Regions from separate parts of the Homo sapiens genome. Here all the other regions are linked to region 3. Evidence: chromatin contacts called from ENCODE Hi-C or POLR2A ChIA-PET data. All regions are on one chromosome and are shown on one strand. The core of a region is the stretch at or near the end of the contact, and the rest is flanking DNA. Distances in the headings are between cores, read along the strand shown.

Region 1 (4,864 bases), core at 2,283-4,782, 480 kb before region 3:
GCGGCAGGGGTGGGCACTGATGGTGGGGGAGGTGGGCGAGGAGGAGGTCAGGAGGAGGATGGCTCCTAGGGGTCTGCCCGTGACTGCGGGATGGTGGGGCCATCGTGAGATGGGGGCACCGGGAGGAGGAACAGGTTTAGGGGAAGCTTCTGAGCCCAGTGTCCTGGGGAGGGACACAGATCAGGGTCTCGGGAGGCAGATGTCTCCATCAGCCCATGGATCTATGTTTAAGCCAGAGGTGGAGACTGGGGAGGTTATCCAGGACAGTGTGTGGGTGAAAGGGGAAGAGGCCAAAAGCTGATGCAGCTTTGGGGTCAGCAGTGTTTACGGGGAAGCTAAAGAAGGGAGTTGGGGCCGGGGGCAGTGGCTCACGCCTGTAATCCCAGCACTTTGGGAGGCTGAGGCAGGTGGATCACGAGGTCAGGAGTTCAAGATCAGCCTGGCCAAGATGGTGAAACCCCGTCTCTATTAAAAATACAAAAATTAGCTGGGCGTGGTGGCGGGCGCCTGTAATCCCAGCTACTCGGGAGGCTGAGGCAGAGAATTGCTTGAACCTGGGAGGCGGAGGTTGCAGTGAGCTGAAATGGCGCCATTGCACTCCAGCCTGGGTGACAGAGTAAGACTCCATCTCAAAAAAAAAAAAAAAAAAAAAAAAAAGAAGGGAGTTGAGAGATGACCCATATGTGTAGAAGCCCCTGGGCTGGCCCATTCTCATTCTCGGATTTCAGTGAGTAGGTCAGTGGTTAGACCTCATGGCACACATCCCCTTGGTAGAATTTCCATCTCCACCAACAGGCGCCCCACCCCATGGAGGGGACTGAAGGGATGCCAGAGAGAAGAAAAGCCGGGCCGGGGCGAGCTTAGGAGGAGGACAGAGAAGTCAGGGCGGGAGGAGGGTGCAGGCGGTACCCACCTGGTTGAGAGCCATCTGGTAGATGTCTTCGGGCGAGTGGCCCTTTTCCTGGGGACGCAAGGCGTAGCCCAGCTTCTCGGGCACCTTCTCCACCACATAGTTGCGCAGCTTCACTTCGTGCACCTCCGTCCACGTGTTCTTGTCGTACTGGGTGAACTTGGTCAGGTTGAGCCCCAGGCCCTGGCAGAGCTTGTGGAGGATCCTGATCAGGGGAGTGGGTGAGTGAGGGCCGGGCTCCAGTGGGGGTGGCCTGGTCCCTAGTGGGACTTGGAGAAGAGGGGTGGGAGGGGAGAGTAGCTGGGGACCAGCATGAGGCTGGGGGTGGGGCTAGATTTGGGGTAATCAATGCTGGGGGATGGGAATGAAATGGGGACAAGGCTGGAGGCCTCAGGGCAGTACCAGGATTAGGATTGGGTTAAGAGTGGGATAGAGCCCAGATTAGAATTGGGAAGGGGGACAGAGTTTGGGTTGGACGGGGGTTTGAGATGAAGAAGGGGCCTGGGGCTGGGGTGCCTGAGGGTGTGGGGATGGTGGAGCTGCAGGCCTGGAGGGGCCAGCACAGGAGCTGGCTTTTGCACCAGGCAGGGCCAGCTGGAGGTCTGGTTGGACCAGGTGGCCCGAGTGTTGCCAGAGGCCCAGGGCTGGCGCTGGAGGCAAGACTGAGGTGAGGATTAGGCGAAGGATGGGGTTGGAGGCTGGGTTTGGGAGTCAGAGTGGAAGTTCGGGCCCACTCTGGTGTGGGCATGGAGCTGGGGGGCTAGTTGAGTCTAGGCACACAGGTGGGTGGGTTGCTAGGTCACCTGTGAGAGCTGGGCATGCGCATGGCTCCCAGCTCCCCAATCCAGCCCGTGTTCTGGTCCCGGTAGGTGAAGATGCGGCCCCCGATCCTGTTATCTGCCTCCAGGATGGTGACCTGAGGGAGTCCGTGGGGCGAGGAGGGCCCTTCAGCTCCACCCACTGACCATCCCCTGCCCTCTACCACCCCGTGCCAGCCCCCTGCCTTCTTCCATCCCCACAGTGGCCCAGACCCAGACTAGGAGAGGGTCCCCTTCTGTATGGAGGTGGGGGAACAGAACTGAGTGAGCAGTTCCAGACTGCAGGAGGAAGGCTGCCAGCTAGACTGCAAAGGGACTTCCCAGCTCGGGGAGTTCGGAGATGACCCATATGCGTAGAAGCCCCTGGGCTGGCCCATTCTCATTCTCGGATTGCAGTGAGTAGGTCAGTGGTTAGACCTCAGGGCACACATCCCCTTGGTAGAGTTTCCCTCTCCACCAACAGGCGCCCCACCCCAGGACAGAGGAGCTTTGAGCCAGTGAGACTTCCCTCTGGGATGAAAAACGTGGGACAGGAAAGTCTGGGGCCTCTCAGTGGAGACATGTGACAGCAGGGGGCTTGGGCCTCACCCCCAGACTACAGGGAAAGATAGCCTCTCCCCCCACATCCCCACCTCCACCCCCTCAAGGAGGAACGCGGCCGTGTCCCTGTGCCCAGGGACTCCAGCCTGCAGCAGGAGGGACTCCAGGTAGACTGCAAGCAGTGCTTCCCACCTTGTGTCCAGCATCGCTGAGCACCTTGGCGGCCACCAGCCCGGCCACACCAGCGCCAACCACAATCACCCTCTGGGGCTTCAGGGTCCGATTGAGCCCCCAGGTCACCACCTTGAGCAGCTGCTCATAGTCAGGATCCTGCATGCATTTCTCGAAGGGGTCTTGGCTGCGTTCAGCCTTCCAGTCCTGGGAGGCCACCAGGCTGAGGAGGATGGGGACGAGGACGAGGAGGTGCAGGGCTGGGAGGAGGAGGACAGGGTCAACGGGGTTGTGGCAGGTCGGGGGAGAGGGGTTCTACTCACTTGTTCCAGAGCCCCTCCCCTGCTTACTCACCCAATGGGGCCATGACTCTCGGTGGGAGATGGTGTCTGGGGTGGAGGAGAAGGGAGGGCTGTTGTGACTGAGGCCTGTGACCACTGTAGCCTGACTCTGTCTCCCATGGGCTGCCCAGCTGCTAGAGCCGGCCCTCCCCCAGTCACTGTCCTGCTCTCTGGACCTGTGTCCCCTAACCCCATTCCTTCAGAGTCCCCTGGACCGTCCCTGCCTCCCTCCTCACCGGTCTCCACCTCTGCCACAGCTCTCTCGGGTTCCTGTCTCTTTCTCTTCTTTTCCCTCTTTCTTTCCTTTCTTTCTTTTTTTTTTAACAGTCTTTCTCTGCCATCCAGGCTGGAGTGCAGTGGTAAGATCTTGGCTCACTGCAACCTCCGCCTCCCAGGTTCAAGAATCCTCCCACTTCAGCCTCCCAAGTAACTGGGATTACAGACACCCATAACCAAACCTGGCTAATTTTTGTATTTTTAGTAGAGACGGGGTTTCGCCATGTTGGCCAGGCTGGTCTCGAACTCCTGACCTTAGGTGATCCACCCACCTCGGCCTCCCAAAGTGCTGGGATTCCAGGCATGAGCCCCCGCGCCCGGCCTCTTTTCCCTCTTCCTCATCTCCCCAGCTCCTGACTGCTTCTCAGTCCCTATTTCTGTGGGTCCTGTCTCTCTGTCCCCCCACCACTGGCCGTGTCACTACCTCCAGCTCTTGGTGACAGCAGGACAGCGCGGTCCTCTCCACTGCCCTCCACTGTCTCTGCTGTGGCCCTTTCTCTCCCCTTAAACTGGCAGAGCCCCGCCCACCCCTCCTTTTGGGAAACTGGCCGAGGGAAATGAAACTGGTTTCCTGGAGCTGCTCTGGTCCAATGCTCAGAGTCTAGTTGAGGTTGGAGAAAGGGGGTTGGAGGAAGTTAATCAGTCTATTCACTTCCTTTTGCCCCAGATAGTTCTGGGGTGGTTTGGAGGCCAGAAATAGATGCTCAGGTAACCGTGCCAACAACGGGGAATCCCCTTCGGTTTGCCCCCGTCCCTGATCACCAGGCCACTTGTTTCTATCCTCCCCTGCACTCTCTCTGCCTCCTTGATTCCCACGGGGACAGAGGGGCTACAGGTCCCTGGGCCAGGCCAACTTTCCCCTCCAAGTCCCTCTCCGTCAGGTGTCGCCATGTCCTGCAGGGCCCCCCATGGTTCCACTTCCCTCTCCACTTGCCACCCAGAGCCTCAGTCTCCCCCTCCGTTACATGGGTGTAGCAGTGGGGCTGGCAGCCGTGGTCCCGGGGTCAGGACGTGGGCTCTGAGCCCGCCCTCCCCTCTGTGGCTCTCGTCTACAGCTGTCAAATGACGTCTACAGACGTCACAGTGTTTTAGGATCAAGTGAGTGAATCCAGGTTAAGTTCTGTGGCCGGAACCTGGGGTAGTACTGGAAGCTGCTCCTTTGGAAATGCCAGCTGCTGTGGCCGCAGGGGCACTCAGGGGTTCTATGAGTGACCACCCGGCAGAGGGAAGCGCCCAGGCTTCACCCATCCCTGCTTTAAGAACCACCTCAGTGCTCAGGGCAGGGAGTGGGGCGGCACCTTGGAGTGGGTGGGGGTGGAGAAACAATAGCAGGGACTTTCCTTGGGGTGGGGGAGAGGGAGCCAGGGGCTCCGTGAGGAGGAAAACCAGAGGGAGGCAGATTCTCTGCAGCAAGGGTTGGGTGGGGGTTGGAGGGCATTAACAAGAAGGAAGATGGGAAACTCCCGCAGTAAATCAAAGAGGGATGCGGTTATGGCCGGGAGGGGCTGGGGGGTGAATGTGAGTAACAAGGCATGTGACGCAGGGGCGGGAGGCCGTGGCAAAGGGAAATGATCAAAGAGCTGGAGAGTTCAGGGACCGAAAGAGCTTGGGTCAGCAAAAATAGTGACGAGGGCCAGGGGTGGCTCACGCCTATAATCCCAGCACTTTGGGAGGTCGAGGCAGGCGGATCACCTGATGTCAGGAGTTCAAGACCAGCCTGGCCAACATGGCAAAACCTCGTCTCTACTAAAAATATAAAAATTAGCCGGGCATGGTGGCATACGCCTGTAGTCCCAACTACTCAGGAG
Region 2 (4,937 bases), core at 1,567-4,066, 300 kb after region 3:
TGCTTGTTTACTGTCTGTCTCCCTAGGCATGCAGCCCACCCCAATACTCTTTCTACTCTATTTCCTTGGTAAGAAAATGCCAATCTTATTTGGCACCTTTTGAGAGACTACACTTCCCAGCTTCCTTTGCAGCTAGGTGTGGCCATATGACTAAGGAAGGCCAACCGGGATGCCCAAGTGGGAGTGTTGTGTGTTACATCTGGGATGTCTTGGAGGTAACTCAAGAGGCAGCAAGGTGCCCTCTTTTGCCCTTCTGCCTTTCTGCCCTTCCTTGTTCCTGCTACCTGGAATGCTGGTGCAATAGCTAGAGCTCCAGCAGCAATTTTGGACTATGAGGCCAGTCTGCAGTTGGAAACATGGCTAAGATGGTGGAGCAGAAATTGAGAAGGATTCTGGGTCTTTAAGACCATGGAGGCTGCTAACCTGCCTGAGACTTCCTATCTCATACTTTTTTTTTTTTTTTTTGAGATGGGAGTCTCACTGTGTCACCCAGGCTGAAGTGCAATGGCACTATCTTGGCTCACTGCAACCTCCACCTCCTGGGTTCAAGTGATTCTCTTGCCTCAGCCTCCTGAGTAGCTGAGACTATAGGTTCCCACCACCACACCCAGCTAATTTTTGTATTTTTAGTAGAGACAGGGGTTCACCATGTTGCCCAGGCTTGTCTTGAACTCCTGACCTCAGGTGACCCACCCACCTTGGCCTCCCAAAGTGCTGGGATTACAGGTGTGAGCCACTCATGCCTGGCCCCCATACTTCTTTAACAAGAGAGAGATAAAAGCATTTTTCTTGGTCAAGCCACCATTATTTGCTTTTTCTCCCTCAGGTGCAGCAGAACCCAATTCTGCTAGTCTCCTCTTTCAAATGTAAATTCTCTAAAGGAAGTTACTTTGTTTGACTGATTCACTCTTATACCTTGAGAGCCCAGCAGCAGGTCCAGGATATAGTAGGTGCTCAATAAATATTTGTAGAAGGAAGAACTCATTGGAAGCAATACAAGACACCCTGACAAGATGTGGCGAGCAACTCCAGGGCAAAACCCCAGCCTGTTCCTCTGAACATCCCCATCAAACAGCACAGGGCCAGCTCCAAGCAGGCTTCAGGAGGTGTCGCCTGAAGGCATCCCTGCTTTGACGGATTTCCTGCCATGCTGCTCTTCTCTAAGCGCTTCTCAGCCTGCTCAATCCTTCTCCACTTTGCTGAATGTTTTTCTGACCCCCTCCCCCACCTCCTTCAGCCACAGACCAATACTCTGCTTGGCTTTCTGTCCCGTCCTGCAGCTGTGTGGTATCAGAGAGCAGAACCTTGCAAAAGATAAAGGCAGTAGAGAAGTGGCAAGTGGAAGGAGACACTCTTGTGTGAGCCATTTTACCTGCTATTTTTCGTATGTGTCCTCACTGGATCCTCACACCTGTGAGTTAGGGTGGATTATACCCATTTGGATGATAATGAAAGAGGCCGTGGATCAGAGAGAAAAGGTCCTTATCCTAGACCAGCCAGCGAGTAAGGAGGAGATTCAAGATGCATCGGAGAAAAGAGGTCAGAGTGGCTCAAAAACCCTGAGATAAAATGGGAGGGGTACGAAGAGCCAGGAGAAGGGGGTGTGACCAGTCAGGAAGCACACGGGGACTGCTGAGGGGCAGGGCTGGAGAGGACAGCAAGAACAGAGTCCAGGCAGGAGAGGACAGCTGGGAGGAGGGGAGGAAGGCAAGGGAAACACCTGCATGGGGCACGGGGGCAGGTGGTGGGGGCCAGAGGGAGAGGCGAGGGTCAGGTGACAGGTGAGGGTGAAGGTGATGAGGCAGGGATCCGAGTGACAGTGGAGGGGTTGATGTGACAGTGGAAGGGTCAGAGTGACAGGGAAGGGACCAGGGTGATGGGGGAGAGGTCAGGATGACAGGGAAGGGTCAGGGGGACAGTGGAGAGGTCAATGTGACAGAGAAGGGGTCAGGTGACAGAGTAGGAGTCAGAGTGATGGGGAAGGGTGAGGGTGACAGGGTGGGGGTCAGGGTGAGAGAAGAGGTAAAAGAGAGACAGTGGAGGAGTCAAAGGGAAAACGGAGGGGTCAGGGTGATGGGGAAAGGTCAGGGTGATGGGGAGGGGTCAGGGTGATGGGGAGGGGTCAAGATGATGGGGAGGGGTCAGGGTGTGGGGAGGGGTCAGGATGATGGGGAGGGGTCAGGGTGTGGGGAGGGGTCAGGGTGATGGGGAGGGGTCAGGGTGTGGGGAGGGGTCAGGGTGTGGGGAGGGGTCAAGATGATGGGGAGGGGTCAGGGTGATGGGGAGGGGTCAGGGTGTGGGGAGGGGTCAGGGTGTGGGGAGGGGTCAGGGTGATGGGGAGGGGTCAGGGTGATGGGGAGGGGTCAGGGTGATGGGGAGGGGTCAAGATGATGGGGAGGGGTCAGGGTGATGGGGAGGGGTCAGGGTGTGGGGAGGGGTCAGGGTGATGGGGAGGGGTCAGGGTTACAAGCATTACAGGTAAGGGGTGAGGGTGATGGGGGGGTGTCAGTGTGACGGGGAGGGGTCAGGGTTACAGGCAAGGGGTCAGGGTGACGGGAGAGGGCTTAGAGTGGCAGGGAACTGGTTAGAGTGAGGGGGAGGGGTGTCCCCGACAGAGGAGGGTGCAGAGTGACAGACGCCTCGTCAGATTTGCAAGCTGACAAAAGACACTTCAGCACCATGTGGAAGAAGAAGGGACAAAAATGGGTTAGCTTGACATAAGAAGGGTCAGGGTGACAGGAGAGATGTCAGACTGACGGAGGAACCATAACAATCTGATGGGGCATCGCACTGACTCCCCAGGGAGCACCTGAACTCCACCAACCAACGGGAGCATTCGCTCCCGCGCAGAAGGGACAGCCAATCAGAGTGCGCAGCCTTGCATGACGTCACTGGCTGCCGGGCAGACTCCCCTTCAGTCCGCCGCCCAAAGGCCCAGTTCTCCGTCACCTCGTGGTCTGGCGCCTCAGTGGCAGCGCATGTCCTGCCGCTGACCAGTGGCTGGGGAACTCCTGCTAAGGAGGCAGCCCTGAGAGGGGATAGGGGAGAGAATGGACGGGGAGACAACTGAAGAGACAGAGATGGGGGGACAGAGATAGACAGAGACAGAGAGAGGGAGACAAGGAGACACAGAGACAGACGTAGAGAGACAGAAAAAGAGAGACAGAGATAGAGAGACAGAGACAGACAGACAAAGGCAAAGATGGGGAGAGAGACAGAGATGGAGAGACAGAGACAGAGACAAAGGCAGAGATAGGGAGACAGAGATAGAGAGACAGAGAGACAAAGGCAGAGATGGGGAGATAGAGATGGAGAGACAGAGAGACAATGGCAGAGATGAGGAGACAGAGATAGAGAGACAAGGAGAGAGCTAGGGAGACAAGGAGACACAGAGACAGAGATGGAGAGACAGAGACAAAGAGACAAAGACAGATGGGGGAGAGAGGGAGGTGGGGAAACAGGGAGGGATGGGAAGAGAAAGATAGGGAGAGTGAGAGAGGCGAAGAGCGACAGACAGAGATGGGGCCTAGAAGGGGGAGAGACAAGGACTGAGAGATGAGAGGGGAAATGAGAGGGCGATGGGAAGCATGGGAAGCAGGAAGAGCCCAGAGAGGAAGGAGGGAGGGCAGCTCTGACTCAGAGAGGGCCTGCGCAGCCCCAGGAGGGAACCCCAGAAGTGGGGAGTGCAACTGAGAGGGAGCAATGACGTCTCAGACTGAGAGATGAGGGGGCACGAGGGAGCCCTCGGGCATCAGTGGCGGGTGACAAAGACAGTACCAGAGAAAGCCAAAGCCATACCGAGGGGCGGATGGACAGCAGAGCCCTAGGAGGAGACAGCCCAAGAGGTGCCCTGACCTAGGGTGGATCTGCTGGGCTCCGCGCCCCTGCTGTCCCTACCTCCTCTAGGTTATATGCAAAAGTGCATCTTTGGAGAGGGTTGAAATCTCCCAGTTTCCAAGTCCTTAGATAGTGGCATCTTTTTTTTTTTTTCCCCGAGACAGAATCGCACCCTGTCACCCAGGCTGGAGTGCAGTGGCGCGATCTTGGCTCACTGCAACCTCTGCCTCCCAGGTTCAAGCGATTCTCCTGTCCCATGCTCCCGAGTAGCTGGAATAACAGGCGTGCGCCACCACACCCAGCAAATTTTTGTAGTTTTAGTAGCGACGGGGTTTCACCTTGTTGGCCAGGCTGGTCTCAAACTCCTGACCTCAGGTGATCCACCCGCCTTGGCCTCCCAAAGTGCTGGGATTACAGGCGTGAGCCACCACGCCTGGCTGATAGTGGCGTCTTATACAATGCTTTGCTCTTGTTCACTTTTGTGCAGACCTGATCCAAGAAGCCTCGGGGGGTACTGCACCCCCCACCCCACTGCATCTAGACCAGAGGGAAGATGCAGGGTGAAGAGGGGAGAGGAGCCTAAATGAATGGGAAATCGAGACACCGAGAACAAGACCAGACGTCGAGAGAGGCCACCAAGATGCAGAAACCTCATGAAGGGGCATCTGTATTGACTCAGAGAGCGGGAAAGATAAAGATGGCAGGTGGGAAGGAGCAGAGAAGGCGGCAGAGAGAGCCTCCGACATGAGAGGGGGACCTGGAGAAGGCCCAGGGACAGATCCAAGAGGTGAGAGAAGAAAAGGCGAGGGGGATGTACAGGGCAAATGACTATGGGTCCTCTGGACACAGAGGGAAAGGAGGTCTCCCAGAACTCAGGTGAGTGCTTGTGAGTTTCATTTCTAGGAGGCAGGGGCAGGTGGGCAGCTGGTTTTATTACTGGCTGGTGTCTGGGCTCCTCTGGGGGTGGAGGTCTTTGGAGCTCAGAGGGTGAGTTCCCTGAGGGTTAGGCTCTTGACTGTCCTGTAACTGGGTTCGTGCAGGGTAGACCTAGAACTGTGGCTGCCTGGCACTTTACAGGAGCTCTGCGCATTTGTTGAATT
Region 3 (4,777 bases), core at 2,278-4,777:
CCTCACGGGTTCCAGCGATTCTCCTGCCTCAGTCTCCTGAGTAGCTGGGACTACAGGTATGTACTATGGATTTCTTTAATCAAGGAGTGGAATATTCATGAAGATTCCTAGAAAAAGGAGATTTTTGAGAACTGTGGTGCCACCCACTTTTACACCAAATATGGGTGTTCCTGTAACCGTCCTGGTGCTGGTGGGTGTGTGTTTATGTTAATGAGCATATAACGAGGTCCTAGGTGAGACCTAGGTCATATGTAGGGCCTTGTTGGGTCCAATGTGTCTTAGCCAGGTTGGTCCACACCTAGGGTTTTCAAGAGTCTTATCAGCCCCCACCTGCTGCAACTATTTCAACAGTTTCCTTTTGCTAGTCATGTGAAACTGCTGCCTGGAATTTTCTATTCTCCTGTGACTACCCTGTGTTATTCCTGTCTCGCTTTTTTTTTTTTTTTTTTTTTTTGAGATAGAGTTTCAGTCTGTCGGTAGGCTGGAGTGCAGTGGCGCGATCTCGGCTCACTGCAACCTCTGACTCCTTGGTTCAAGAGATTCTCCTGCCTCAGCCTCCCAAGTAGTTGGGATTACAGGCACGTGCCACCACGCCCAGCTAATTTTTGTATTTTTAGTTGAGATGGGGTTTCACCATGTTGGCCAGGATGGTCTCCATCTCCTGACATCGTGATCTGCCTGCCTCAGCCTTCCAAAATGCTGGGATTACTGGCATGAACCACTGTGCCTAGCCTCCTGTCTCACTCTTTTTAATTTTTTTATTTTTATTTATTTGTTTATTTATTTATTTATTTTGAGACGGAGTCTTACTCTGTTGCCAGGCTGGAGTGCAGTGGCGCGTTCTCGGCTCACTGCAACCTCCGCCTCCTGGGTTCAAGTGATTCTTCTGTCTCAGCCTCCCAAGTAGCTGGGATTACAGGCACGTACCACCACGCCTGGCTATTTTTTTTGTATTTTTTTTAGTAGAGATGGGGTTTCATGGTGTTGGTCAGGCTGGTCTTGAACTCCTGACCTTGTGATCCACCTGCCTTGGCCTCCCAAAGTGCTGGGATTACAGGCGTGAGCCACCGTGCCCTGCCTTTATTTTTTTATTTTTGAGATGCAGTTTTGCTCCTGCTGCCCAGGGTGGAATGCAATGGCAAGATCTTGGCTCACCACAACCTCTGTCTCCCGGGTTCAATTCTCCTGCCTCAGCCTCCTGAGTAGCTGGGATTACAGGTGCCCGCCACCATGCCCGGCTAATTTTATATTTTTAGTAGAGACCAGGTTTCAGCAAGTTGGTCAGGCTAGTCTCGAACTCCTGATCTCAGGTGATCCACCTGCCTTGGCCTCCCAAAGTGCTGGGATTACAGGCATGAGCCACCATGCCCGGCTTTCTCACTCCTGTTTGCAATTTACAGGCAAGGAAACTGAGGCACGGGGAGGTTAAGGAACTGGGCTCAGTGTTACACAGGAAGGAAGTGACAGAGACACCAGGTTCTGCCATTTCCAACGCTCATGTTAATCACTTGTTTCGCTTCTAACATCCCTAGGTGGAAAATTCCACAATCTCAAACGATGGGCCTGAGTAGACATAATAAGTTACAGAAGAGCATGGATCACATAGTCCCATTTCTTTTTTATAAAGGCATACACATATGTCAGAGGCATTCCAACCACAGCGATTCTGTCTTGAATAGGAGCTTGGTAAAATAAGGCTGAGACCTACTGGGCTGCGTTCCCAGGAGGTTAAGGCATTCTTAGTCACAGGATGAGATAGGATAGGAGGTTGGCACAAGATACGGGTCACAAAGAGCTTGCTGATAAAACAGCATATGCAGTAAAGAAGTCAGCCAGATCCCAGCAAAACCAAGATGGCGATGAGAGTGACCTCTAGCCGTCCTCATGGCTCATTATACACTAATTATAACGCATTAGCATGCTAAAAGTCACACCCACCAGCACGATGACAGCTTACAAATGCCATGGCAACGTCAGGAAGTTCCCCTATATGGTCTAAACGGGGGAGGAACCCTCAATTCTGAGAATTGCCTACCCTTTTCCTGGAAAACTCATGAATAATCCACCCGTTGTTTAGTATATAATCAAGAAATAACTATAAGTATAATCACAGTGAACAGCCCAAGCCGCTGCTCTACCTGGAGTAGCCATTCTTTTATTCCTTTATTTTTATTGCATTTTATTTTTGAGACGGAGTTTCGCTCTTGTTACCCAGACTGGAGTGCAATGGCGCAATCTCGGCTCACCGCAACCTCGGCTCACCGCAACCTCCGCCTCCTGGGTTCAAGCGATTCTCCTGCCTCAGCCTCTCCCGAGTAGCTGGGATTACAGGCGCCCGCCACCATGCCTGGCTAATTTTGTATTTTTAGTAGAGACGGAGTTTCTCCATGTTGGTCAGGCTGATCTCAAACTCCCGACCTCAGGTGATCTGCCCACCTCGGCCTCCCAAAGTGCTGGGATTACAGGCGTGAGCCACCGCGCCCGGTCCGAGACTGAGCTTTTTTAATTCTTCCAATCACCAAGTTATTGAAACCATTTTTGCAAAATTTTAACAATGAGAAAATTCTGACATCTCAAATCTGGCCAGGCACAGCGGCTCACGCCTGTAATCCCAACACTCTGGAAGGCCGAGGTAGGTGGATTGCCTGAGGTCAGGAGTTCGATACCAGCCTGGCAAACATGGTGAAACCCCATCTCTACTAAAAATAGAAAAATTAGCCGGCCGTGGTGGTGGGCACCTGTAATCCCAGCTACAAGGGAGGCTGAGGCAGGAGAATCGCTTGAACCCAGGAGGCGGAAGTTGCAGTTAGCTGAGATCGCGGCACTGCACTCCAGCCTGGGCAACAGAGTGAGACTCCATCTCAAAAAAAAAAAAGTAAAAATAAGCCCGGTGCCGCAGCTCACGCCTGTAATCCCAGCACTTTGGGAGGCCGAGGCAGGCGGATCATTTGAAGTCAGGAGTTCGAGACCAGCCTCGCCAACATGGCGAAACCCTGTCTCTACTAAAAATACAAAAAAATGAGCCGGGCGTGGTGGCACATGCCTGTAATCCCAGTTACTTGGGAGGGTGAGGCAAGAGAATCTCTTGAACCCAGGACGCAGAGGCTGGAGTGAGCTGAGATCACACCACTGCACTCCAGTCTGGGGTGACAGAGTGAGACCTCTCCAAATAAATAAATAAAAATAAATAAAACTAACAAGCAGCACGACTCCAAAATCAGAAAACTTGTAACGACCAAAAAAGTGCAAACGTGCCTTAAATCAGTCATGTGCGACAAGCAGCTATAGCTAGGGTTTGGCCGCAGGCTCAGAGAAGCGCATGAATGAGCTAAAGCCACAAAGCGCGGGGCTGGAGGTTTGGCTCCCAAGAAGCGAGGAAATGGGTTCGGAACTCTTCTGCCAAGTCCCAGTAGATCTACCCGGTAAACTTCCGGTGAGTTTCCAACTTCCGTGCGGGGCAGCAGCTTCGGCTGGTCCTAAGCGGACCGGAAGTTCGTCAAGTTTCACGCTCCGCCCCTCTTCCGGACGTGACGCAAGGGCGGGGTTGCCGGAAGAAGTGGCGAAGTTACTTTTGAGGGTATTTGAGTAGCGGCGGTGTGTCAGGGGCTAAAGAGGAGGACGAAGAAAAGCAGAGCAAGGGAACCCAGGTAGGTGCACCCGAGAGTGGGGAGACGCAGGAGGAGCCCCGAACCCGGGGCTTCTCGGCGCTCCCCGCGTACTCCGCTCTGCCCCCTTCTCTCCTTCCATTTCCTCCCCTCGGTAATTCGCGCCTCCCGCGGCTGTTTCCAGGGCAACAGGAGTAGTTCACTCCGCGAGAGGCCGTCCACGAGACCCCCGCGCGCAGCCATGAGCCCCGCCCCCCGCTGTTGCTTGGAGAGGGGCGGGACCTGGAGAGAGGTGCGAGGGCGGAGCATGAATGGAGGAGGCGGGGCGGGGCATGATGGGAGGTGATGGGGCGGGACCTGCAGCGCGGTGCGGGGGCGGGGCATGAAGGGAGGAGGCGGGGCTGGGGGCGGGGCATGATGGGAGGAGATGTGGCGGGGCCTGGAGCGAGGTTGTGGGGGTGCAGTAGGAAGGGAGGAGGCGGGGCGGGGGCGGGGCATGATGGGAGGGGATGGGGACCTGGAGCGAGGTTGTGGGGGTGAGGCTTGGAGGGAGGGATGCATATGGGGCGGGGCAAGGTGTTGGGAGGCCCATGATGGGGGCTTTAGGGGCTGAACCTGGAAGGTTGAGGGCGGAGCATAGTAGGAGGAGGTGGGGTCAGAATGAGAAATAGGGATGCTTGGGGCAGAAGTGAGGTAGAGTCTTAAGAAGAGGAGGTGGGGGGAAACTACATGGCATGGAGGCCGTGAAGGCAGAGCATGATTAAAGGAGAATGGGCCCTACCTAGAAAAAGCAGGTGGATTGGACCTGAGGGGGCGGGGCCTACAGCAGGGGCGGGGCTTAAGACCAAGCTGAAGGCTGGCGTGGAACAGAAGGGGGCAGGTCTTGTTAGAAGGATGGGGAGGGTTTGTAGGCTGGCAGGAACCAGGGTTGTGGCTGAGAGTAGGGTCTTTGGAGAGATGGAAAAAAAAGGGAAAGCCCTGTCAGGACCTGTAACTGACCTAACCTAACCCTTCTTAGCCCCACAAGGCTCTCAATCCCCTGTATTCTACAGGCTGCTCCGTGACCCCACCATGTCCTCTCCTACCACGAGTTCCCTGGATACCCCCCTGCCTGGTGAGTGACTCTCTTCCCCACCCAGCCCTTATCACACACGAGCAGAAGCTCACTGTAC

What was found. Hi-C counts contacts between places; a loop is a spot of excess contacts on that map. ChIA-PET counts read pairs that join two places held with the same protein, here RNA polymerase II (POLR2A). Pooled maps may share reads with other maps.
Region 1: a pooled map shows a loop between it and region 3 (4-fold over the local background). The contact joins the promoter of IL4I1 here to the promoter of NR1H2 in region 3. A Hi-C loop is called at or near these places in 2 of 50 pooled maps. POLR2A ChIA-PET finds 5 or more read pairs at or near these places in 3 of 52 experiments (T-cell, activated B cell and endothelial cell of umbilical vein).
Region 2: a loop to region 3 is called in a pooled map, with 4 times the contacts of the local background. The contact joins the enhancer-like site here to the promoter of NR1H2 in region 3. A Hi-C loop is called at or near these places in 1 of 168 maps with a recorded cell type or tissue (dorsolateral prefrontal cortex), 3 of 37 single-sample maps with no recorded cell type and 6 of 50 pooled maps. POLR2A ChIA-PET finds 5 or more read pairs at or near these places in 1 of 52 experiments (A673).

Annotation. Positions count from the first base shown.
Region 1 is chr19:49,893,355-49,898,218 of GRCh38, forward strand. It overlaps IL4I1 (interleukin 4 induced 1), which reads right to left and starts at 3,533. Exons shown (of 8, transcript NM_152899.2): 1 at 3,481-3,533; 2 at 2,794-2,828; 3 at 2,461-2,699; 4 at 1,714-1,826; 5 at 914-1,115. The coding sequence starts at 2,806. RefSeq lists enhancers at 2,019-2,068, 4,463-4,642.
Region 2 is chr19:50,676,680-50,681,616 of GRCh38, forward strand. All of the region lies in intron 21 of SHANK1 (SH3 and multiple ankyrin repeat domains 1), which reads right to left. Among named protein-coding and RNA genes, the nearest start is that of C19orf81, 30 kb to the left of the region's middle. Within about 2 kb of position 2,817, at least 4 of the 41 ENCODE cell types and tissues checked have a DNase peak (open chromatin) inside an H3K27ac peak, as active enhancers do.
Region 3 is chr19:50,372,930-50,377,706 of GRCh38, forward strand. It overlaps NR1H2 (nuclear receptor subfamily 1 group H member 2), which reads left to right and starts at 3,528. Exons shown (of 10, transcript NM_007121.7): 1 at 3,528-3,647; 2 at 3,790-3,897; 3 at 4,658-4,719. The coding sequence starts at 4,677. LOC105372437 (a long non-coding RNA gene) reads left to right here. Exons shown (of 4, transcript XR_007067299.1): 4 at 1-447. RefSeq lists an enhancer at 3,437-4,248 and a silencer at 4,069-4,158.